Linked DNA regions of Homo sapiens: region 2 is linked to region 1. A link is an interaction called in ENCODE POLR2A ChIA-PET data of the cell type or tissue named here. Cell type or tissue: GM12878. All regions are shown on one strand. Each heading gives the region's core, and the rest is flanking DNA. Links, peaks and the distances in the headings are about the cores only. Region 1 has its middle 34 kb from the start of CPN1. Region 2 overlaps ERLIN1 (ER lipid raft associated 1).

Region 1 (12,367 bases), core at 1,622-9,621:
TTTTACTGTTTTTTTTCTTTCTGGATTCAGGTGTGAATGAAAGAAAATGAGATCTGGAACCTTGATGCTATTGAATCAAACTCTACTTTCCTCGCTTGTAAATTGGGGTAGGGTAACAACCATGATAATTATGACAACAGCAGCCAGCTTTCCTCCTTGCCTCATACAATCTTTGTGAGGCTTAAATGACCAAATAATATTGGATGCTTTACATTTGCCTGACACTCTGTATTAGTCTGTTCTCACAGTGCTATGAAGAAATACCCAAGACTGGGTAATTTATAAAGGAAAGAGGTTAAATTGACTCACAGTTCTGTATTGCTGGGGAGGCCTCAGAAAACTTACAATCATAGCAGAAGGCAAAAGAGAAGCAAACACCTCCTCCACAGGGCAGCAGGGGAGCAAGTGCAAGCAGGAAATGCCAGGTGCTTATAAAACCATCAGCTCTCGTGAGACTCACTCACTATCACGAGAACAGCATGGGAGAAACCACCCCCATGATCCAATTACCTCCACCTGGTCTCACCCTTGACAAGTGGGGATTATGGGGATTACAATTCAAGGTGAGATTTGGGTGGCGACATGAAGCCAAACCATATCACACTGCCTAGTTGTTTATAAATCTCATTTCATTCTCACATAAACTATATCCAGTAGCTGCTTTTGTTGTTCTTCACATTATATAAATGAGAAAAACCAAGGCTCAGAAAGGAGAAAATACCTTGCTTGAAATTATGCTTTTGTCACATGGCATAGTTAGAATTCAAACCAAGTTCTATCTGATTATAAAGCACTCCTGTTTAAGTGAAAAGTTCCTTTTTCCATTTCAACTTCATTTTGTATTTCCTTAAACATTATCTGTACAATTATTAGAGTTGGTAATATCTGCACATCGTATACAATACCAAAATATGTACACAAGGGTAAAAAGTGAAAATAAGTCTTCTAGCTGGGTGCTGTGGCTCACGCCTGTAATCCCAGCATTTTGGAAGGCCAAGGCCAGTGAATCACCTGAGGTCAGGAGTTCGAGACCAGCCTGGCCAATATGGTGAAACCCCATCTCTACTAAAAATACAAGAATTAGCTGGTCGTGGTGGCAGGCACCTGTAATCCCAGCTACTCAGGAGGCTGAGGCAGAGAATTGCTTGAACCTGGGAAGCGGAAGTTGCAGTGAGCCGAGATCCTGCCACTGCACTCCAGCCCGGGCAACAAGATCCTGCCACTGCAATCCAGCCTGGGCAACAAGAGAGAAATTCAGTCTCAAAAAAAAAAAAACCCAAAAACAAGAAAATAAGTCTTTCTCCCTTTCCTATACAGTATACTTGACATCCCTTTCCTATACAGTATACTTGACACCTGGTTTCCTTCTTGATGTAGTCACAGTTACCAGTTTATATCCCATGGGAGATATCTTATGGATTAAACACACACACACACACACACACACATATACAGCCGCCATTGTTTTCACATAAATGGTAGCATCCTATAGTGTTCTGTAGCTTGCTTAGTATTTCATGTTATAGAAATATCAGAATGTTTGCAGTCCTTTTTAAATAGACATTCAAGGATAGTCCAGTCTTCAAACATCAAAAATGTTAGGCCGGACGTGGTGGCTTATGTCTGTAATCTCAGTACTTTGGGAGGCTGAGGTGGGTAGATCACCTGAGGTCAGGAGTTCAAGACCAGCCTGGCCAACAATGGTGAAATCCCATCTCTACTAAAAATACAAAAATTAGCTGGGCGTGGTGGCACACGCCTATAATCCCAGCTACCCAGGAGGCTGAGGCACGAGAATTGCTTGAACCCAGGAGGCGGAGGTTGCAGTGAGCTGAGATCGCACCATTGCACTCCAGCCTGGGTGAAAGAGCGAAACTCCGTCTCAAAAAAAAAAAAAGAAAAAAAAAAGCAAATGTCAAAAATATTGCTGTAATAAATATTCTTTGGGGAAAACATACATGAAGGATAAACTGCTAAACTAGTGAGAGAGTAGGAACAGGGCTTGGCTTCTTTTGGCTTCAGCCCGCCACACTAGAGCATTCTTTCATGCATCCCCACTGATCACAAAACCTACTCCACTACCTCACTGATGCCATCACGTTTTCTGGGTTTTGTTTTGTTTTTTGAGACAGAGTTTCGCTCTTGTTGCCCAGGCTGGAGTGCAATGGTGCGATCTTGGCTCACCACAACCTCTGCCTCCCAGGTTCAAGCGATTCTCCTGCCTCAGCTTCCCCAGCAGCTGGGACTACAGGCGTGTGCCATCACACCCAGCTAATGTTTTATTTTTAGTAGAGACGCGGTTTCTCCATGTTGGTCAGGCTGGTCTCTAACTCCTGGCCTCAGGTGATCCGCCTGCCTCCCAAAGTGCTGGGATTACAGGCGTGAGCCACCACGCCCGGCCAATCCCCTGTGTTTTTCCTTAAAGAATTCCAGGAAGTGGCCTTAGGAAATAACCAAGGTTGTCCTCAGAAAGGAATGCTGAACGACTGATTTACAGCCTTGTTGCCTCCGACCAGACCACCAGGTGGCCCTTACTCAAGATAAACATAGCAACCAGATCACGCTGACCTGTGTCTCCTGCCCCTCACATGCCTTGCCCAGCCCAGCCTCCATACCCTATCACTGATGTCAATTCCTGCGCTTTGCCTAATAAAAAAGCCCTACGGCTCTTTTCTGGAAGTCAGTCAGGGAATTCTCTCACTCATGCTGCTTTCCTTATGTCTGGGCATAAGTTCCAATGAGGCCTTGTTTGGGAAAGCTCTTTCAACTTCATGTCAATTTCTATTGCATTGAGAGCCCAAGAATCCATGGTCAGTAACACTAGTAGTGAAACTACTCTTCACGTTGTATGTGTTTTGAATTTTGATAAATATTGCCACATTGCCTTCCCTAGAGGTTATATCAATTTACAATATTGGCAAGAATATGGGTTTTTTTTTTAACATCCTACCAACAAATTATGACAAATAAAAACATGTTCTTTTACAACTTTTATTTTAACATATTTTATTTTGTTAGTATATTTTTATGTTTGAAAATCACCTTGAATTACTTTTACTCAAATTTTAACTTTGTTTCCCTTGCACTTTTTTTTTTAGTTTATGTAAAAATTTATTTGACCAAAATGTAGAAAAAGTGATACTATTACATATGATACAGTTGTAAGAATCTTAAGAAAAGTATGGATTTTATTCAATAGCACAATTTGCTAGTGTATTTCCTGGATAGTGTGATGCTGAATAAATAGGAGTAGGGTGGTGGGGTGGGGTGGATAGGGGATTCAGATAAGCCAGAAGCAGGGTGATTTTTAGTCAGAATTGAAAACTTGAGTTGGCCCCCACACGCTGCTGGGGAATGTGAAATGTTTCAGCTCTGAGATGTTAACTGAGAAAACAAAGTAAAAAGAAGCCAAAATGTGCAGCCCCGTCTTCAAAATCCTCCATTATCCAGTTTAATCAGGAGTTTCTTGGTCTTTTATCAACTTGGTCCTAAAGAAGGAATTCAAGTTCTACATAAGTGAAACTTCAATTTGCTATTCCTGAAGTATGGAAATGAAGTTGGGCCAGTTTTTAATCTCTGCTGCCAGAGAGGCCCTTTCTGCTAATAGAACAAAGCTCTTTTGCTCAATTTATTAATGCCTTGTAGTCTTTTGAATATGGCTGACTTGAATTGGACTGAACTCCACCATATTCCTGCTGAGTGGATGGGTCATTATTGGAATGAGACACTTGCTCCTCAGAGAACAACTTTTGATTTTGTTTTTTCTTGTGATGGAGTGTCTCACTCTGTCACCCAGGCTGGAGTACAGTGGTGCCATCTCAGCTCACTGCAACCTCCACCTCCCAGATTCAAGCAATTCTCCCACCTTAGCCTCCCTAGTAGCTGGGACTACAGGCATGTGTCACCATGCCCAGCATTTGTATTTTTAGTGGAGGCGGGGTTTTGCCGTTTTGCCAGGCTGGTCTCAAATTCCTGACTTCAGGTGATCCACCTGCCTTGGCCTCCCAAAGTGTTGGGATTACAGGCGTGAGCCACTGTGCCTGGCCAGAGAACAACTTTAGAATGAAAGAAATATGCAGAAGAACATCACATCAAGCATCTATCCAGAAAATATGTGGGTAATTATGAAGCATTCTCATGCTGACTGCTTGAGAGGATGTTTGTTCTGCATGGTGGAGTGTGGAGAAGAGCCAGGATGCTTAGGTTAATCTATCTGTGGTTTATGACTTCCCACAACAGCAAACCCCCACCCACCATTTTTGTTTTGTTTTGTTTTTGTTTTTTTTGCCTCTGGATGGAAAATCCCCACCCATGTGATGGTCCCTGGTCTCTCCTGTCGTCTGACCAATGGTTGACCCAAATGGTTATGTTCTTCAGCGTTTTAAATAGATCCATTACTAGATATTGGAGTCTGTGTTCTCCAAAGTGTGGGGTTGCCTGTTCTCTTGTCGCCCAGGCTGCAGTGCAATGGTGCAATCTCCGCTCACTGCAACCTCCGCCTCCCGGGTTCAAGCAATTCTCCTGCTTCAGCCTCCCGAGTAGCTGGGATTACAGGCGTGTGCCACCACGCTCGGCTAATTATTGTATTTTTAGTAAAGACGAGGTTTCACCATGTTGGCCAGGCTGGTCTCGAACTCCTGACCTCAAGTGATCCACCCACTTCAGTCCCCTAAAGTGCTGGGTATACAGGTGTGAGCCACTGTGACTGTCCGCCCTCTGTCCTAAGAGACTGCGTTTACTAGGAAATACCCTGCCTACCTTAGGAATAAATGCAACGCAAAGGAAAAAATAGAGCTGAAAAAGCTGGTGCCATTTTTAAAAAAAGGAAGAAATGAGATTTAACTGGTGCTCAAAGCTTCTGATACAAAATATGTGGTCATGTATTCATAATTTGCTTGACATTTCCAGCAAAACAAAGATGGCAATAACAAAAGAAACTTCTTACAAGAGAAGAGAAAGACACTCGGAGCTCCGGAGTTTCTGCTGGAACAAGGCTCTTCCGTTTTGGTTATATACAGTCAAGTTCATTTAGTGCCTGATCCAGTGTCTGATATAAGCCCGCGCTCTCTTCTTTGGCCTGGGCAAATTTCTCTTCCAGGTCATCAGTTGTCTTTTCCAGTTTTGCAACCATTATCTCTACAAATTCAGCACGGATCTCAGCCTCCTTCAGTTGTCAGACAGAAGTTTAATTTTTTCTTCGTATTTGTCCTCCTTGTCAGAATACTTTCCAATGCAGCCTCCGGCGGTTTCAGATTGTTAGTGACATTCTTGAGTTCTTCTGCCAGGTCACCACATTTTAGTTCAGACACCTCTGCACGCTCCTCTGCTCTGGCCAGTTCGCCCTCTGTGATGGCCAGTTTCCGAGCTACCTCCTCTTATTTGCGGTCAGCCTCCGGCCGCAGTGTGCTTGGCCTCTTTGAGCTGCATCTCCCGAATCCATCTTCTCCTCATCCCTCATAGCCCGGTTTTCTATCACCTTCATTCTCTCTCACGCTCATCTGCAGCCTTTTCCCCCCTCCTCTAGCTTCTGCAGGGCCGTGACCAGTCGTTCCCGAGCCCCGTCCAACTCCTCCTTAAAGAGCTGGATGCACATGTACCCTAAAACTTAAAGTATAATAATAATAATAAAAAAAGAAAAAAAAAAAAAAAAAGAGCTGGATGCGTCAGTCGAGGACAGCCACATCGCCTTCAGCTTTCTCGCGCCGCTCGCTCGCGCCCCCCGCTCGCGCCCCCAGTCCAGCTGCCGCTGCAGGCCCTGCGCGCAGTCTTCGCCTTGTCCGCCTGCTGCGGCAGGGCCTGAATCTTGCGTTTCACCGCCTGCGGCGGGCGCCCCGGACCCGGCCGGGTTCGGACGACAGCTGCACGGCCGCGCCTCGGCCCCTGAACTTTTGCCTGCACCGGGGCCGCCCCGCACCCCCCGCCAACCCCCAGCCCCGGCCCGGCTGCCGTCGGGGCGATGAGGTCACCCGCCCTTGCACGATATCTGTTGATTTGGGGATTTGTTCCTACTGACTATAGGAGTCAATTTTCTTGGGTTTTTCAGGCACGATGATAGCAACTAAAGTTTTTGCTTCCATCTTTTAAATGTTTTATTTCTTGTTACTTTTTTCTGATTCCAGTTGAACTATACTGTAATGGTAAATAGCCTTGTTATTTATTTATTTATTTATTTATTTATTTATTTATTTATTTTATTTTATTTTTTTACGACACGGGGTTTCACTCTGTCGCCCAGGCTGGAGTGCAAGTGGTGCCATCTTGGCTCACTGCAACCTTCACCTCCTGGGCTCAAGCGATCCTCCTACCTCAGTCTCCTGAGTAGCTGGGACTATAGGCGCGGGCCACCAAGCCCGGCTAAATTTTTTTTTTTTTTTTTTTTTTTTGGGATTTTTAGTGGAGACAGGGTTTCGCCATGTTGGCCAGGCTGTCTAAAACTCCTGACCTTAGGTGATCCGCCTGCCACCGCCTCCCGAAGTGCTGGGATTACAGGTGTAAGCCAGCCTCATCTTATTCTCAATATTAATGAGAATGTTTCCAGTCTTTCACCAAAAAGCACAATTTGGGAGATGTGTTTTCATTGACTTAAGAGAAATTCATCTATTTCTATTTTACTAAGGGTTAGAAAAATCAAGAATGGATGTCAAATATTCTTAAAAGCATTTTCTGTACAAATGAGATTATCATGTAATGTCAAAATTGTATTTGTACAATTTTGCATAATCTGTATTTATGTAATTTTGTATAAATTGTATTTATACAAAATTGTATTTATATGGTCAGTTTTCTTAAGATGGATTTCCTGGTATTGCACCACTGCTATGTTCCTGATTCCTGTGTTAGTGGTGTAGTTTTTTCTTTTTTTTTTGAAACGGAGTCTTGCTCTGTCGCCCAGGATCTTGGCTCACAGCAACTGCCGCCTCCCGGGTTCAAGCGATTCTCCTGCCTCAGCCTTCCAACTAGCTGAGATTATAGGCATGTGCCACCATGTCCTGCTAATTTTTGTATTTTTAGTAGAGGAGGGGTTTCACCATGTTGGCCAGGCCGGTCTCGAATACCTGACCTTAGGTGATCCACCTGCCTCGGCTTCCCAAAGTGCTGGGATTACAGGCGTGAGCCACCGTGCCCAGCCAGTGGTATAGCATTTTTAATATGATGCCAGACCTATGCATCAATAGACTTTTGCATTGATATTTGTAAGTGAGACTGGCGGCTGTTTCTGTTTGCAGTATTTTGGTCAGGTTTGGCATCTTTTCTTCCTCCTCTATGCTTTGGAACTGTTTAAATGTAAAGCCCAAACCCTTAATCACTATGTAAGACTGACTACATCCCCAGTGTGCATGTAAACATTTTGGTAAATTCTATGTGCTTTACAAATGTTAACTGTCAGAGGCAGCAATATCCCAAATGTCGGAGTACAAGTGATCCTGAGAGGAGAGTATTAAGATTAAAGGAGGTGAGAGTTGCCTTGATTACCCTAGAGCTGCAGGTACCATTTCCATCTCTTGCCCCCTTTTTTAATGCACCATGAAAAATCAGATTTCCGTTCCTATGAGATTCTTATGAATGGAAATCAGGCCTCCCTTCATACATTTGAGATGAGAGTGGGAAGGGGCCTTGGAAGCCCCAAGTCAGCCTCCTCCATTCTAGGAAGACAGAGACACGGCCCCAGAGGTGACAGAATGGCCTGAAAGTGCACTGCATGACTGCGACAGATTTCAAACCCAGGCACGTTGCTCTGGCCTTATGTTCTTTCTGTGACTCTAACTGCCTCTCTTGCAGCAACAGAACTGAGAAACTTCTCAGAGGCCCCAGCAACGGACCCCAGCACCCCTTCTATCTCAGTCAGATTTCCCAGGCTCATCTCACCTTAGGGATGGTGCACTGTCTGAATAGGCCCTGGGCCACAGCACTGGGCAGAGTAGAAGGAAGGAGAGTGATTTATCATTGTATCTCATGCAGGCTGGCCCAGCTTCGTCTTGTCCTTCACGGAGCAGCTTTGATTGCATCCAATCACATGATCAATTTCTTCATGAACTTTGTCTGCAGAGACATGAATCATGAATGTGACTTGGAAATGCTCTGGAAGTGCTCGCAATGTGTGACAGAAAGTGGCCTAGAAAAGGATCCCAGGAGGCCGAGGCGGACGGACCACTTGAGCCCAGGAGTTCGAGACCAGCCTGGGCAACATAGGGAGACCCCCATATCTACAAAAAACACACAAAAAATTAGCTGGGCATGGTGGCACACATCTGTAGTCCCAGCTACCAGGGAGACTGAGGTGGGAAGATCACTTGAGCCCAGGGAGGTCAAGGCTGCGGTAAACCATGATCACGCCACTGCACTCCAGCCTGGGCAAGTGAGACCCCGCCTCAAAATAAAATAAAAGGCTCCTAAGGTCAAAGACATGTTGTTAAGCAACCCATTGCTCTGCTCCTGATGGAATTCCTGTTGTCTATTTTGCTGCAAATACCAGGGACTTTGTTGCAGGAAAAATGAAGACTGGGTCAGGTGTGTCCTCAGCCTCCTGGCTTAATTGGTTTGTTCTCCTGCAGAGGCGAGGAGAGGACCTGGGTAGCGGGGATTCTGACTTATTCCACATTACCTGGCAATGCAGCTGTTGAGGGGAAGTGTTTAATCCTCACTCTAGTGGGGCCATCTTCCTTGTCAGCTTCACCCACTCTCCTGCATGTTTTGTGGAAATGGCAAACACCATTTTGTTGAGCAATACAAACACTGGCTTCCTACAGCCGGATCTCTGAGAATGTGCTTGAGATAATCCAGTGACTACAATTTCATTTTTTAATTTCAATTCAAAATTATATCAGAGGTAAGAGTCCCCTTTGGGGAGTTTGGTCCATTTTCAAAGTGGGAAAATAGAAGTATGCAAGATGAAATAACTTGCTTGAGGTCACACAGTCAAGTACTGGCAGGCCGGGGATGAGAAGCCAGCATGGAACCCATGTGTCCTCCATTCCATTAGGGCTCACTCTTGGGCAAGCATCTCATATATAAAATTTGGGGTTCAGAAGCTCCTCTCCATTTTTAAACTGAAACGAAAGGCTTTGAGTTCTTAAAGGCCTCTCTGCTTATCAGCATCATTAGACATAATTCTGATCTATAAAAGCAAAACCACAATGAATGGCCCTTTGCATGATGTTCTACGAAGCAGCCAAGAGAAAATGAAGCATCAGGTGGAAGCTAGACTTGACATGAAACCACATCTATGTCTAACTTTTCCCTCTTCCTGTCCTGTTTCTTTCATCCACATACATACAAGTTTCTCCTGATTGCATTGCCTTGATAAATCACTCATACAAATGCCTGTTTTAGGCTCTGCAACTAGGAAACCTGCTCTAAAACGACTCCTAGCTGCTCTCTCTGAATCCACGGTTGATGGCTACAATCTGTCCTCCACATCACAAATATGATCATTCTCTACAGGCTTAGACCCTGGAAATAATTTCCATTGCTATTGGGATAAAGAGGAAACATTGCTATGGCCTCCCAGGTCTTTGGCAGAGGTCTGGCTACTGACCTCCCGCTGCCGTGGCCTTGGTCACGCCGGCTTTCTTTCTCCCCCTCTAATTCCCAGCTTTCTTTGCCTTGGGGCCTTTGCACATCTGGTTCCCCTCCTTGGTATATTTTTCTCTACCATCTTCATACCACTGATCCCTACTCACTCTTCAGCTCTTAGCTCAATCACTGCCCATGGAGGGATGTACCCAGTGGGCCTTGAGTTAGAAGTCCCTCCCTGGCTCACATTAGTTCCTGCCACTTCCTCCCATAGCAGCTTGTACTCCCTCTCTTAGCATTTCATTGTTATCGCTTGTTTTAGTGATCTTTGCATTAGACTATAAGCTCCATGAAGGCAAGGACTGTATTATTATTAATCTTCTCTTTTATTAGCTTAACATTCTGATGAACTGTATCATTCTTAATGAATAAGTAAATTTATTTAAATTTCTTTTATTGTGCACCTGTAATATTCCATGCATGTACTAGTTGTTAATAGACACTGTGGGAAATTGACACTGTCCTAGCCCTCTGGGAGTATATAGTGTAGTGGAGAATATAGAAGTAAATTAAATAATATATCATTAAACAGTGACAAGTGCTATGAAAGACAACTGCAAGGTATTATTATTATTATTACTATTTATTTTTTGAGACAGAGTCTTGCTCTGTTGCCCAGGCTGGAGTGCAGTGGTGCTGTCATGGCTCACTGCAGCCACAACCTCCTGGGTTCAAGAAATCCTCCCACCTTAGCCTCCTGCGTAGCTGGGACTACAGGCATGCTCCACCATGCCCAGATAATTTTTTTTGTATTTTTTGTAGAGATGGGGTTTCGCCATGTTGCCCAGGGTGGTCTCGAACTTCCTGGGCTCAAGCAATCTGCCCACCTCAGCCTCCCAAAGTGCTAGGATTACAAGCATGCACCACTGCACCTGGCCATTATTACCATTTACAAAATTTTTTTTTCATTGCCAGTATCGGGAGATAATTTGTAGGGTATTATCTGACTCATCATTTTATTCCCTTTACCAAGCAAGTCTGATACACAATGGATGCTAAATAAAAATTTTGAAGGATTAAATAAACAACCTGGCTATTACGTTTTATTTTCCTCCTTCCCAGATACACATCTAGCCTTCTGAGAGTCCATCAGAATGAATAGGACATTTTCACATACCTCCTCAGTAAGTAGAATGATTTTAAATGCCTTAACTGATTCCAAGGAAATCTGTGAGAAGTAACTGCAAAATCATGGCAACATTTCTGCCTTAGACAGAGTTTCTAAAGGAACCAGCCCTCCGGGAGCTTAAGGGTAAACAGGTTATTATGAATTAAATGTTTGCTATAATTTGCATATATATGATATAGTTGAGTGGTAGTTTTCTTTCATTTATGTATATTTGGGGGAACTTTATATAAATAATGCTAATTTTACAGAGCTCAAAGTATAATTTTCAGATTCTGAGTTGTTATATGTGTTTATACATTGACATGTTTTTCTTCTGTCCAGCTGACATTTAATGCTCAATTGTATTCTAAGGACCGGTGACTGTGCTATAGTTGTTGTTCAACACATTTAACAACACCCACGATTAATGTATAATACATTTGCTTTAGAATTCTTTATCCAGGGCCAATTTCAAACAACAAAATTGTTTCTATGTGAAAACATAATCAACTTTTTATAATGTATTGATCTATGACATGCTCTCTGGGAAGGCATTGTGGCTAAAGTGGCTATGGCCTGGCACAGTGGCTCACGCCTAAAATCCCAGCACTCTGGGAGGCCAAGGCAGGTGGTGCCTGTAATCCCAGCTACTCAGGAGGCTGAAGAAGGAGAATTGCTTGAACCTGGGAGGCGGAGGTTGCAGTGAGCCAAGTTCATACACCTGCATTCCAGCCTGGACAACACAGCAAGACCCCATCTCACCAAAAAAAAAAAAAAAAAAAAAGAGTTTACTTTACTTTTCTTTTTTTTTTTTTTTAGCAGCTCCTTGTGGAGCATGGCTAACTCATAAGTACTATGCCCAGAGTTGGCCTTAACATTTTCATTCAACAAACCCATCAGGGAGAGGAATGTCTCATTCTTGTACTGGAAACACTCCTTGAAGAGGAAGGAGCAGGTAAATTGCAGGGAGCAGAGGCAAGGATGAACGTGGAGTCAAAAGGCTGAGCCGATGTGAGAAAATAGCAGCCCCCACATTTAGAATTTAATCATCTTGCATCAGGATTTGAAGACCTGGGCTTCCCTCCTGTCAGATTTATATAGAGTTCATTTTCGTCTAAACTTCTCCAACCTAGGATGTAATAATAAATATAGTAGCAGTACTATATTATAGCATAGGATACCAATTGCTGTGTAGTATTATACTATACTGCTAATAACATATATGGATGCGATAATAGTAATCATAGCAACAAGTAATATTACGGAGCATTGATGATATGTTGGATACTGTGTAAATGTTTTAAATACTGTATTATTTCATCTTCATTCTGAGGTTTGGTTTTTAGCCCCTCATTTTTAGATGACAAGAATGCATCTTAGAAAAGTTAATTTGGGCCAGGCGCGGTGGCTTACGCCTGTAATCCCAGTACTTTGGAAGGCCGAGGCGGGCAGATTGCCTGAGGTCAGGAGTTCAAGACCAGACTGGCTAACATGGTGAAACCCCATCTCTACTAAAAATACAAAAATTAGCTGGGTGTGTTGGCACATGCCTGTAATCCCAGCTACTTGAGAGGCAGGAGAATCGCTTGAACCTGGGAGGTGGAGGTTGTGGTGAGCTGAGATGGCAACACTGCACACCAGCCTGGTGACAGAGCAAGATTCTGCCTCAAAAAAAAAAAAAAAAAA
Region 2 (12,367 bases), core at 2,758-10,757, 65 kb after region 1:
AGTAACACCCTGGGCAGAATCTAAGAGCTGACCTTCACATTCACTATCTTTAAAACTAAAAAGCTACTCCAGCTACAACTGACTTGAACAACTCAGAGGATTTTACAAAGTTACCTCTGGACATTTCAAACGACCCCTTAACTCTGGTGGCTCACCCTCAAGCGCCTGAGATAATGACATTGCATGAATGAGGCCATGAGGAAAACCCCACCTATCTTTCAGTCTTGTTTTTGAGAAGCACGAACACATACAATCACAGTGAGCGCACACTCTCAGTAGCAGTGGTGCTGAGTGTAAAGAATTGAGAGACATGTGATAAGCTTTAGTTGCAGTAATGTTCATCACAACAATCAACAATCAACTGGTCTCCTAGAGCTCCTGAGAAAGGACACTAGAGAAGCCTCAATATAACTTCTTAGGTCATCTGGATCCAGAGCAGTGGCTTTCGAATGTTACTGACAGTGGACACAGTAAGAAACACATTTTGCACTGACGTCCAATATAAACACCTACCCCGCCACACTGTGAAACACAAGTGTCACAGAATATTTAAACTTATTACATACCATTTCTTTTCCTATTCTATTCCATTTTATTTAAAATGCTGTTCATGACTCACTAAAGTTGATTTTACAACCCACAATCTGGAAAACACAGTGACCCAAAAAAAAGCAGGGGTAAAACCTCTCACCATTCTATTTCCCAACGTCACCATCACCACTACCACTAAATTCACCTGCTACCTTGTTTTTACTAGGGCTGTCCCTCCCACTTGAAATACCTTTCTCATTCTTCCCCCATTTAAATCCAATTAATTTTTCCAAACCTACTTAAAATCTCAACTCAATCACAGCCCTCTCCTAGACACACTGTCTTCCAATGTTCTCTTACTCTTACAGCAATAATCATTCAATAGATTCATCTGTCAATTAATACTTTGTGATAACTATTTTGTCCAGGATTGTTCAAATTTTACACTTGAACTCCCTTTTCATAATCTTACTGAGGGCAGGGATTATGCTTACACTGATTTATAACCATTACTGTATCTTAATGCTTCATACATGGCAGAAATATGAATTTTACTTCCTTGTAAGAGCCTCAGCTTATCAGTTCCCTCTAGGAGTTCACAAATGTCACCCATAGTAAGCTACAAGAGTATTTTATTTTGGCAGAGATCTAAAGTCAAATTGAGAAAGGTATTCTATAAATCACCATAGCATCTCAAATAATTGCTGAATAAAACAATCCAATGAAAGGAGGAACAAACTCAAAGCTCTCAAAATCCCCAGAGAACTTCCCTAGGAAAAGAACTTACCTGTATAGTGAGACCTGGGGCCATGAGGTTTAAGTCTTTCTGCAGAGCTTGCTTCAGGTTTTCATCTATTTGATCTGTTTTTTAAGCCAAGAACAACAGATCTCATGATAGTCAATTTTTTTTACATTGTATTCATAATGAAACAAAACTAATCATTATTAGACCTAAAGTTTCCACAGTACTATTCTTTTACAGAGCTTAAACTGCCTTTTCTTCCCTTTTGTGTGGGAAAAAAATTGCAAGGAATTATCTAATAAAGAAATTAAGGAACGAAGATGACAAGCAGATAGTCTGTTTATCCAATAAGTTTACCCACTAAATGTATTACTTAACTATGGATAAGCTTTTTTACTGGGTAACTTATTAGACTTATTTACTGGATAAACAACTACTGGGTAAAATATGTTGATCTAATAAATGGAGAATCTGGATCTCTAGTATCTTAATTCAGGGCTCTTACTCAATATGTATCCTCATTCTCAAAGAAAAACAAATTTCTATGTTCAGTAAATCTTTACTCAAATTCCCAAATAACTAAACTTCATTTCCATGGATCTCAGCCTCACTGTTATTTTGGATTTAAAGAGAGAGAGAGAGAGAGACAGAGAGAGAAGCTCATAGAAAAGTATTTGAAATATACACAGCATGAACACTTGGGCTTGTAACTATGCACTTTCTATTCACCTCAATGGTACTTTCGCTATTTAAATGACTGGTGGTGAGACAAAGCAGGACCCATCAGTTTCCTCACATGCCACTTCAGTGGTTGACAATCACCAAAGAGGACTCAATTGGTAGATTTTAAATTGATTACTCTTGCTTATTCCTTCATCTTAGAAATTCACTAAAAATTTCAGGAGGGAAAAGTGAGCTACCAACAGCAACAACTCATTCCCTGGTCAGAACTTCCACTATCATAAATGAAAAGTAAGTTGTACAGAAGTGAGTTAAGAAAGCAGGGCTGATACTGCAATCCTTAGAAAGGCCTTTTGTAAACTCGTCCTTGGTTGGCACCTAGGAACTTGGATTTGTAGAAGGGTCCCACTATCCCCAGAGCTAATACAATTGACTTGCTGTGAACTGTTTATACAATGTGGCTTATGCCAAACACCTGCATTCCTTCCAGGAGTCTGGAATTTTTATGTGGTAGGCAGAGGGTGCCTACATAATCAGCCCCCAGTGAAAACCCTGGGCAATGAGTCTCCAATGAGCTTCCCTAGTAGACAACATTTCACATGTGTTGTCACAGCTTGTTGCTGTGGGAATTAGGCACATGTTTGACTCTTGGAAGCCTGCACCTGCTTTCCTCTGCATTTTGCTGGTGTGCCTTTGCCTCTCGCTGATTTTGCTTTGTACCCTTTGGCTGTAATAAATCTTAGCTGTGAACACAACTATGTGCTGAGTCCTGTCAGTCTCCTACCAAATCATCAAAAATGGGAGCCTCAAGACACAGGTTTCTAAATTTTTCAAATTATCTATTAAAACATCAACAAAGCTAATTTTCACTAAGTTATTACAGTAAAAACAGAATACAGTCTGAGTAGTTTTTCCAATCTCTAACAAGTTATATAAAAAATTTTAAACTTAAGATAAAAAATATTTTAAAGACAATTGCTCTATGATAAATTCAGAAGAAATGCTTAAATAGCACTAAGGTTTACCAATATAACCTCAATAAGTAAGCTGAACAAAGATTTCCAATTGGCTATTTACATACATAAGAATTAAGACACTTACCAAACAATTCAATGTAAACTTCCTGAAGTGTGTGGGCACTGCAGAACTGGTTCAGCTCATGGTGGATTTTATTGAAGATTAAGGTCTTGTCATAATCTGCAGTATAGTTCCTCACGATATCAAACACTGAAGGAGAGGTACAACCCATGTTTGTTTTACCCAACAATGACACAGGTACCTTCAAATTCAGCCAGGGTAAAAGTCAGGGTGATATATTACACATGAGGAAAAGTGCCAACAAAATAGTGAAACCAAAAACCACAACTAACAAATCTTGATGTGTTGCTTGTGCTCAATTTTCCAAATACCCTTGCATTTGTAATACTAATGCCAAACACCTGCTGGTTAGCCCATCAAACAGGGGCTAACTTTAAAGTCCACACTAAAGTATCCATTATTTTGGAGGTAATAAGGAACTATCAAAGGTTTCAAGCAAGGGCATGACAGTCAGATTTACGCTTTGGCCAGCAGTGTGAAGATGAACTGAGAAGCATAAAGATCAGAGGCAGGGAAAGCATAAGGCAATTACTGCAAAAGTTTAGCTAAGAGGTAAAGAGAGACTAGGCAAACTGAGGAACAGTAGAAATAAAAGAAGAAAGCAGTTGCAAAAGACCGTTTTTAAAAAGGCAATTTTTTAAAGTTGTTAAAACATTAACTGAGCTGGGCTTTATATCAGGTAATTTACATAAATTAGCACTGAATTCTCCTAAATTTGCATATTAGGAAACTAAGAAACAGAGAATTTTAGAAATGCCCAAAAGGTACATACTAGACCACGTCAGAACCTGTTCTTTATCTACAAAAACATGCTGCTTTCTACTTCTGTCTTCAGATCCAAGAATTTGCTCCACTGGCCTTCCCATGTGGGATATTAGATGCAACTGGATTTCAAATCCGACTGGGCGCGGTGGCTCATGCCTGTAATCCCAGCACTTTGGGAGGCTGAGGTGGGTGGATCATTTGAGTCAGGAGTTCAAGACCAGCCTGGCCAACATGGTGAAACACTGTCTCTACTAAAAATACAAAAATTAGCCTGGTGTGGAGGCATACACCTGTAGTCCCAGCTACTAGGGAGGCTGAGGCAGGAGAATTGCATGAACCCAAAAGGCAGAGGTTGCACTGAGCTGAGATCATGCCACTGCACTCCAGCCTGGGTGACAGAACAAGACTCCATCTCAAAAAAGAAAAAAAATTAATGGACAGGCCATTAATAAATACTTAATGACTAAATCATTTGCTTGATCATTTCCCAAATGAATTATATCTAAATAGTTTCCTATTTAATCTCTGGTTAAAGAATCATCAGTCCCTTCCCTTTTTCAATCATAATCCATTCCAGTGATTTGTAATCAAGGAAAGGAGAGGAAAAAAAGACAAGGAAAATGCTTACTCTCTGAAAAATATAATCCAAATGCCCTTGACAGTAATACGCCTGCTCTCTACTCTGAAATCTTTTCACTATTTGTGCCTGTACCGGTTATGTGAAATTTATTATGACCTTACATCCCAATATATCCTTTTTTAGCTCTGTATTATGTCTTCTCAAGTAAAATTAAAACCCCTGAAGGCAAAGGCTGTAATTTCATCTTTTCAAATTATTCTTGCCAAACACAATATTCTGTACATACTAGACATGCCAGTTTTATTAACAAGCATGCATATAAGACGGTATATCTTTCTTCAGGGCTTCTAATTAAGTTTTTGATTACAACAGTACCTACCCACCCCATACCTGTAGGTTTTCATCTTTTATCAAGAAAATGCTTTCCCCACGTTGAAGGCTTTCAGACTGCTTTGCAAATTATAGCAAATCTCAACTAGAAAATACTTCTCTTTGATGGCAAATCAGTGTGGGCCAAGGAATTGATCAGTTACAGATTTCTAACACCCAAGGAAATTATCTCTCATCCTGACTGGATAAAATACTACTTTCCTATTCTAGAAATAACCAATGACCATTTTGCTCTTAGAAACACTAAGCTCAGAGAAGAGTAACTCATACAGTTGCAGAAAGTCAACTCTGTCCAGAACTTCTGACCTATTTTTGCCTCTATTCCCCAGAAATTTATTAATCAGTGATCAATGAAGTCATAAAACTTTCAAAGTACCCTTCTATTCCTCAAAGAATCTCTCAGCTATAAATCCTCTGGCTATAACTATAAAAACCACAGGTAGATGGGTAACATACCTGCATAAGGAGCCAACATATTAACCACTTCTATTCGGTCAATATAGATCATGACCCCACCACTAAAAACAAAGAAAAAAAGTGTGAACTACTAAAGGCAATCCATAAAACACAGTTATAGATAGACCTGGGGAGAAGCTGATAATGAAACATACTAATATTCACTTAAAACACAGAAAGAGTTCGCTTCCTTTTTCATAGCATTTCTGTCCCTCTATAGATGTCAATGTCTTTTTTACACTTGTAATAGTCATTTAAAATAAGTAATTTAAAAAATACCTTGAACTTCACATTCTTCTTTTGATACAATTCAATGCAGTGATTATACCCTAGAAATAATTTGGGCCCTGCTTGCCTTTCTTTCCCTAAACCTCTTTAGGACAGCAATTCTCAAAGTGAGGTCTTCAGACCAGCAGTATCAGCATCACCCAGGAACTTTTGTTAGAAATGCAAATTCTCGGGCCTCACCCCAGACCTATTGAATCAGAAACTCTAAATTAGATGGCATTTAACACTACAGATGAGAAGACGGTGGGATGATTAATTTTAAACTATGTTTTATTAAGCACCTATTCTGGGCCAAGTTCTGGTTAGGCACTTCATATACAGTAATTCTAATCCTTACAACAACTCTGCAAGGTAGATTTTACTGCCTTTATAAAGGAGGAAACTAAGCTTTAAAGTGTCAATAAAGGAATGTGTTGGGGAAAGAGGTATATAAAAACTGTCTGTACTTTTTGGTCAATTTCACTATGAACCTAAAACTGCTGTAAAAAATAAAGTCTTTAAAAAATAGTCAATAAAGCAGATGCAGCAGTGCTAATACACAGTTAGGTCTACTTGCTCTAAAACTCCAGTTTTTTCCAATAATACCATAAGAACAATAATGGTTCTTAAGATGGAAAAGCTCCTATTTGGAGATAGGCCTTTGCTCAAACAATGCTCAGATCAGAAGTCCCCTTGGGTTAACTATCATGCCTATTTGAGATATGTCTAAGTGATCATAGCTGTAGGAACAGAAACTCTGTCTGAGCTAAAGGGAGGCTCGTAGGCAAAGAGAAAGCTTACCTTGTTCCACAAGGCACATTTTTAACTTCATCAGTTTGTAGTGTTGTCTAGGGAGGAAAAGATATCTCATCAACACTCAAGACACACATTGTCAAAAAACTACTGGTACCAGAGGCAAATCTCTGGAAAGCTGCTGACAGTAAGTACAGCAGAGATCCATCACAATTTCAGTTCCCAAAGATTAGCTCTCAGAACAGTCATTTCTTTTTGTATTCTAGTAGAAATGAAAGACTTGAGACAGAAAATATTTTACAGCAATTTTTTTTTTTTTTTGGAGACAGAGTCTTGCTTTGTCACCCAGGCTGGAATGCAGTGGTGCAATCTTGGCTCACTGCAACCTCTGCCTCCTGGGTTCAGGCGGTTCTTGTGCCCCAGCCTCCCAAGTAGCTGGGATTACAGGTATGCACCACTACGCTCAGCTAATTTTTGTATTTTTAGTAAAGATGAGGTTTCACCATGTTGGCCAGGCTGGTCTTGAACTCCTGGCCTCAAGTGATCCACCCACCTTGGCCTCCCAAAGTGCTGGGATTACAGGCGTGAGCCACTGTGCCTGGCCTACAGCGAATGTTTGAATTAAGATTCACTGGGAAAGGTTCAATGTTCAGTCTGCTAATAAGTAGAAAACTCTTCCAGAGTCCCTTACCTGCCTGGAGCTGGCCAGGGGTTGTAAACAACACAGCTTGCTCACATAGATACTCTGGCTACAACTTGCACTCTGAACTTTGATTCCACTGCTAATATTACTATTTATGTTGAAGATAAAAGAGATTTTATGCATACAAGTACTCTAAGACTCAAAGCTGCCCTTGAATCCAACAGCAACCTTTCTTCTCTAAAGCTGTGGTCAACATTTTAGTTTAATACCTAGTGATCTCTCACATGTCCTATTCAGTTTCCTTTTTAATAGAAGTGCTACCACCAGTACTGCTTCCTCCTGGTGAACCAACAATCTGGTACTTAATTGCTTTGCCCTTGTCACACCTTTGTTCAGATCCAGAATGAATGACTTCCTGCTGTACTCTAAGGCCTCAAATAGGTCAGCACCTAATGAGTACATTCTAGACATACTGCATCTTATCAAGCACAAAGCAAAGGAAAAAGGAATCACAGTCCCTGTTTCCAAAGAGTTCACAATCCAGCACAGGAGACAAAATGTTACAATGCAATCAATCCATCAACAGGTACAAAACAAAACAAAACAAAACCAAAAACACAAATTATAAACTGAACTGTTAAGTGGTAAATTACAGAAAGTGAAAAAAATAGTAGTTTGAAAAGCTCTCTGAGGTGAAGGATTTATAAGCCAGGTCTAGAGTGGGAGAAATAAGAACAGATGAGGCAGAGGAACATCTTAAGCTCAATAAATATCCTACTGAAATACACACAGTTGAAGACAACATGTGTATAGGCGAACGAAAGTAGATAGGCTTGCCTGGAGCAGAAGGGACAATTTGGATGAAAGATGAAATTCTGACAAGAGACCATGGTAATACTAGACAGAGGGCCCTGAATGCTGGCTGGGGAGTTTGGGATCTCTCTAGTTCACCTTATATACAGTCACAAAACGAACCATTCAAAAATATGTTTACTTAATTCCTTTTCTCACATGTGATGTAGTTCTCATTCTCCATCTTATAGGGAGGTAAGAAAACCAGCTGGGAGGCTAAATAATTAATTTATTTAGATTAATTCAGTAAAGGCCATGAAAGCTGTCAATCCAGACATAATAGAGGAGGTATCTGATACTTGGTTGATATAAAATTCCAGGAGGGGAAAGAATAAAAAATAACTCTTAGGTTGAGACATTAGAATGACAGTAAACATTGGTGGCAGTTCTAGGTTAAGGGGATTGATGAAGAGACAAATTATATTTATTTCCTTTATAACATTAATTCAGTTTCCATATTCCACACCAACTTTAAATACACGTTCCTATTTAAACCAAAAGGATATTCTCTAGCCAATTTTCAAACTCAGAAGAACTAGGAAAGGGTTCAAATGTTAAATCTTCCATTTAACACCCTATCTTTATGTACTTTTATATTTCTTTTATGTCCTCTTAAAAATTACTTTCCCAGTATGACAGAAAATTTATTTAAAAAGTGAATCTATGGTTACTTTATGAAGGCTGAAGGTTTTCATATAATTTCTCCATTGCTTTTTCTTTTTACATCATATATGGAATTTCACATTTATATACATTCCTTTCAATTGCCAAGTTTGTTAAACCATTTGTTTATCTGGACTATGTCTTCTAATATGTTCCAAAAATTCCTAAAAATAAATTTATGTCTTACTCTCTTAAGAACACTCTTTTTTTTTTTTTTTTTTTGAGACGGAGTCTTCCTCTGTTGCCCAGGCTGGAGTGCAAGGGTACGATCTCGGCTCACTGCAACCTCGGTCTCCCAGGTTCAAGCGATTCTCCTGCCTCAGCCTCCCAAATAGCTGGGATTACAGGCACGCACAACCACGCCCAGCTAATTTTTGTATTTTTGTAGACACAGCGTTTGACCAGGTTGGCCAGGCTGGTCTTGAACTCCTGACCTCAAGTGATCTGCCTGCCTCGGCCTCCCAAAGTGCTGGGATTACAGGCGTGAGCCGCCACGCCCGGCCAAGAACACTTTTTAAATATGGTTTTATTAATATAATTATTTCCTAGAATGTTACCGTTTTACACATAAAGAACATTCCTATTTAGTCACACTGGCTGGCTCTAGCCCATGTAAAACTTTTTTGTAGATGCGAAGTATTTTAGTTTACACTGAAGTCTCTGTACTAATTTCATTTACATCTCTTATGATAGTTTATTATTAAATATATACACACACTATATTTGTTATATATATACACAATTAAACTCCAAAATCTGTTTACTATTATCTATATCTCCTTTATTTATATTTTTGCATCAGTATGACTTAACATACTAAGCATGAAGGCAGAGACAGATCTACCTGGTTTTGAACAAGATCTATTTGTTAGAGCCTTGATTTTTTTTTTTTTTTTTTTTTAAGAGACGGAGTTTCCCCATGTTGCCCAGGCTGGTCTCAAACTCCTAGGCTCAAGTGATCCACCTGCTTCAGCCTCCCAAAGTGCTCGGATTACAGGCATGAGCCACTGCGCCGGGCCTTAGAGTCTTGATTTTTAAGGGTCTAATGCTGCCATTGCTAACATTATTATAGATTGTTTCGGCTGTTGATGAGGTTATGTAATTAAAATTCCTCCTTTCACAGAAGACTAACTGAAGTCTATGACAGTTAAGCAATTTTTCCAAAGTCATGCCACCAACTGGCGGTAACGCTGGGTCCCCATGTTCATTACACCACATTGCTTCCTGAGAAATCAGCTCAATTTAACAACTTCCACCATAAATAGAAAGCCAGAAATATAAATGTGTTACAACTCCTGCCTTTAAGAAAACTGGAGCCTTTCTGGAAAGAAAACACATAAAAAAACTTAGCAAACAATGCAAGACAACAATATTAAAGAAAATAAGACAAAGGGCCAAAATTTACAATATAGACTTTAAGAGCTATAGATCAGAAGAGGAAGAATCTGGGATGAGCCTTTAAAAGCCTGGCAAGATTTAGACAGGAGAAAAGGAATGGAGAGTGAGATGGCAGATAAAGAAGTGATGGCATGAACTAAGGAAAGAATGGGTAAAATAAATATGGAACAACATATGGAAATCAGTCTGATTAGGGGAAGAATACATTTCACTTCAGTAGACACAATTCTTTCCCTAAGCCATCTAAAAGGGGACAGGAAGAAAACCTAGGGGATTTAAGAATTTATAATTAAACTCTCACTTAGCAGGAAGCCTAGACATAAGATTACAAGATTAAATAACACAGAATTTTCCTGAGTCCTGAAAAATTAGCAGCAGATGGCAGACAAACTTCTGAATCCAAAGATTTATGATCACACTGGGCTTGCGAAAGTGGTCACAGCCTAATCCTGGTTTTGTCATCTTGTTACATTGAAAGATACTTATTTTATTGTCTCCCATGGCCAAGACACTTTTCGAGGATTAGACACTTATTTCAAATATCCCGGGATGCCATCAAAATATAACATTCACTAAGGTTCCACATAAAATTGTGCTTAATATACCAGGCAAAAAAACATGAGGCAGAAAGGCTGTGTATAAAAATTTTGATCCTCCATGTTAACAGTAGCCCAGGAGCCTGCCTCTATGGAAACTAAACACTGTTCTAAACCACATAATCACTGGTTTGTATGTCTAGTTGTGTTTCTAATTCTTACTTTTATTGTGACAGCAGCAACAGAAAATTTGCTATATACCACGATATAGATGGTAGAAGTCAGTCCTTCCAAGCTTCCTGGTTCATACCTTTAATTCATTTCAAGTAAGTGAGGTGGTTTAACATCATAACTTGTGTTGTAACAACTGTACTCTGAACGTTAACTTCTGCATTTAAGTAAATACCACCATCTGCTTAAGCAATAAGGAAATCTATCTCCACCCACAAGTGTGGTAACTCCTGTCATGCCTGTCTATCTGGTATGGAGGCTTCCCCTAGGAATCACTCACCTGCACAGATCTGAACGTAGTAATGAAAGGCAACATGATATGATAGCCTGGTCCACTGGGGCTAGTTAGTAAAGCTCCTCCCCTGCAAAAAGATGTTTCAATTTGACAAAATTATAAAAAGAAAAATTATCTTTCCAAATCTAAAATGCTATAATAAATACTCACTCTTGCTCATGCTGCTGACCTACTAAAGCCTCACTAATATGAATTGCTCATAATGAACAACTGCTTAAAATACCTCCACACCTAAAAAGGGAAAAAGATCAAATTAAACTGCCAATGTTACACCTTGTTTCATAAGCTCAACCAACCGTACCTCTGGGTCTCCAGCACTGCTCTAAGGTTCAAAGGATTCTCCTCGGTCTTTAACCTTCTGAGAAATATTTGTTTAAAAAATTCTAATGGCTTTCAGTAGAGGTACATTAATAGTACATAACAAGAGCCAAATCAAAATATATAATACATTTAATCACCAGGTTGAAAAAAAGACAATGCAAACTTTGAAGTAAAGAGAAAATTTCTGAGGCTTATAATTCTTTCGATCTATCTACAAGGTAATTAAAATACTGGGAACATAAAATTTCTATATAAAAACAAAAAATTAGCATGAAAAGATGAAGGGTGACAAGACTATACAAATAAATAGCATAAGGGCTTGTTAACCAAATCCTGGAATGTGAAAACTATGAAAGCAAGCCCTGGAAATTATAAAAAGGAGGCATTTGGGGAGCAAAGAAAACAAAGTCCTATTTTGCACCTTGTAAATTCATAGAACTTAGCTACCGGTCTTGAAAATATAAACACATTTGCAAGGTCATAATAACAAGGAAAGATGAACTGTTTGAGGTTCATTACTAATTCTTTGAGTCATTCCTTGAAATGTCCTTTCTCTGGTTTTACTGTCAGAAAGACAATGCTTTTAAACTGGAAGGAAATCTGGACTAATCTGTAATTTCTTATGTAGAGCTCCATCTGCTAAGATATACCATTAAAATTGCTCTTTTTCTAGGATTCAGGATGGATTTGAAAGTAGAAATATCAGTTTTGAGGGATAGTGGAAACAAGCAAAAAGTTGACGCTCTTTTTGAATACACCATTATCCCAATTTCTCCACAAACTGGCCTCTCTTACTAGTCTGTATCAAAAGGAACTTGTGGTAATTAGGCTGAAGGAAAAGCTAAGCGAGCTCAACAAGAGAGCAACAGCTCCCACACCACTCCTGTCCCCAACTTGAACAGCAACAGTAAGGAGGGAGGAGCATGGCCCATCAGTGTTGTGCTTATGTCCCTGGAGGTCCAGGGACATAAGCACCATCACAGTCATCATGGTGTTACAAGACGTAACCAGACACTGGAAGCTTTTAAATGAAAAAGTCTAAGAAACAACCATAAACATACAGCATCTACAGCGGCAAACTAAAGCCTGTACAGTTGAACGAACTATAATTTATCCATCTCTTCAGTTAGAGGTAGAGTGACTACTTCCTTTCTTCCTTCTTCAT

What was found. Peaks named below come from ENCODE experiments on the same cell type or tissue, not always from the same donor. Only the 100,000 strongest peaks of a DNase experiment are listed, where the experiment ranks them.
Region 2: POLR2A ChIA-PET joins it to region 1 with 7 read pairs; 6 of 35 experiments call an interaction of 5 or more read pairs at or near these places.

Annotation. Positions count from the first base shown.
Region 1 is chr10:100,109,404-100,121,770 of GRCh38, forward strand. It overlaps the pseudogene CYP2C23P and the pseudogene TPM4P1. Among named protein-coding and RNA genes, the nearest start is that of CPN1, 34 kb to the left of the region's middle. In GM12878, for the core only: no CTCF peak of the experiment used is centred there; no DNase peak of the experiment used is centred there.
Region 2 is chr10:100,172,890-100,185,256 of GRCh38, forward strand. It overlaps ERLIN1 (ER lipid raft associated 1), which reads right to left. Exons shown (of 11, transcript NM_006459.4): 2 at 10,867-10,948; 3 at 6,312-6,358; 4 at 5,244-5,305; 5 at 3,056-3,181; 6 at 1,319-1,392. Among named protein-coding and RNA genes, the nearest start is that of ERLIN1, 7.0 kb to the right of the region's middle. RefSeq lists an enhancer at 2,267-2,336. In GM12878, for the core only: no CTCF peak of the experiment used is centred there; a DNase peak (open chromatin) is centred at 7,282.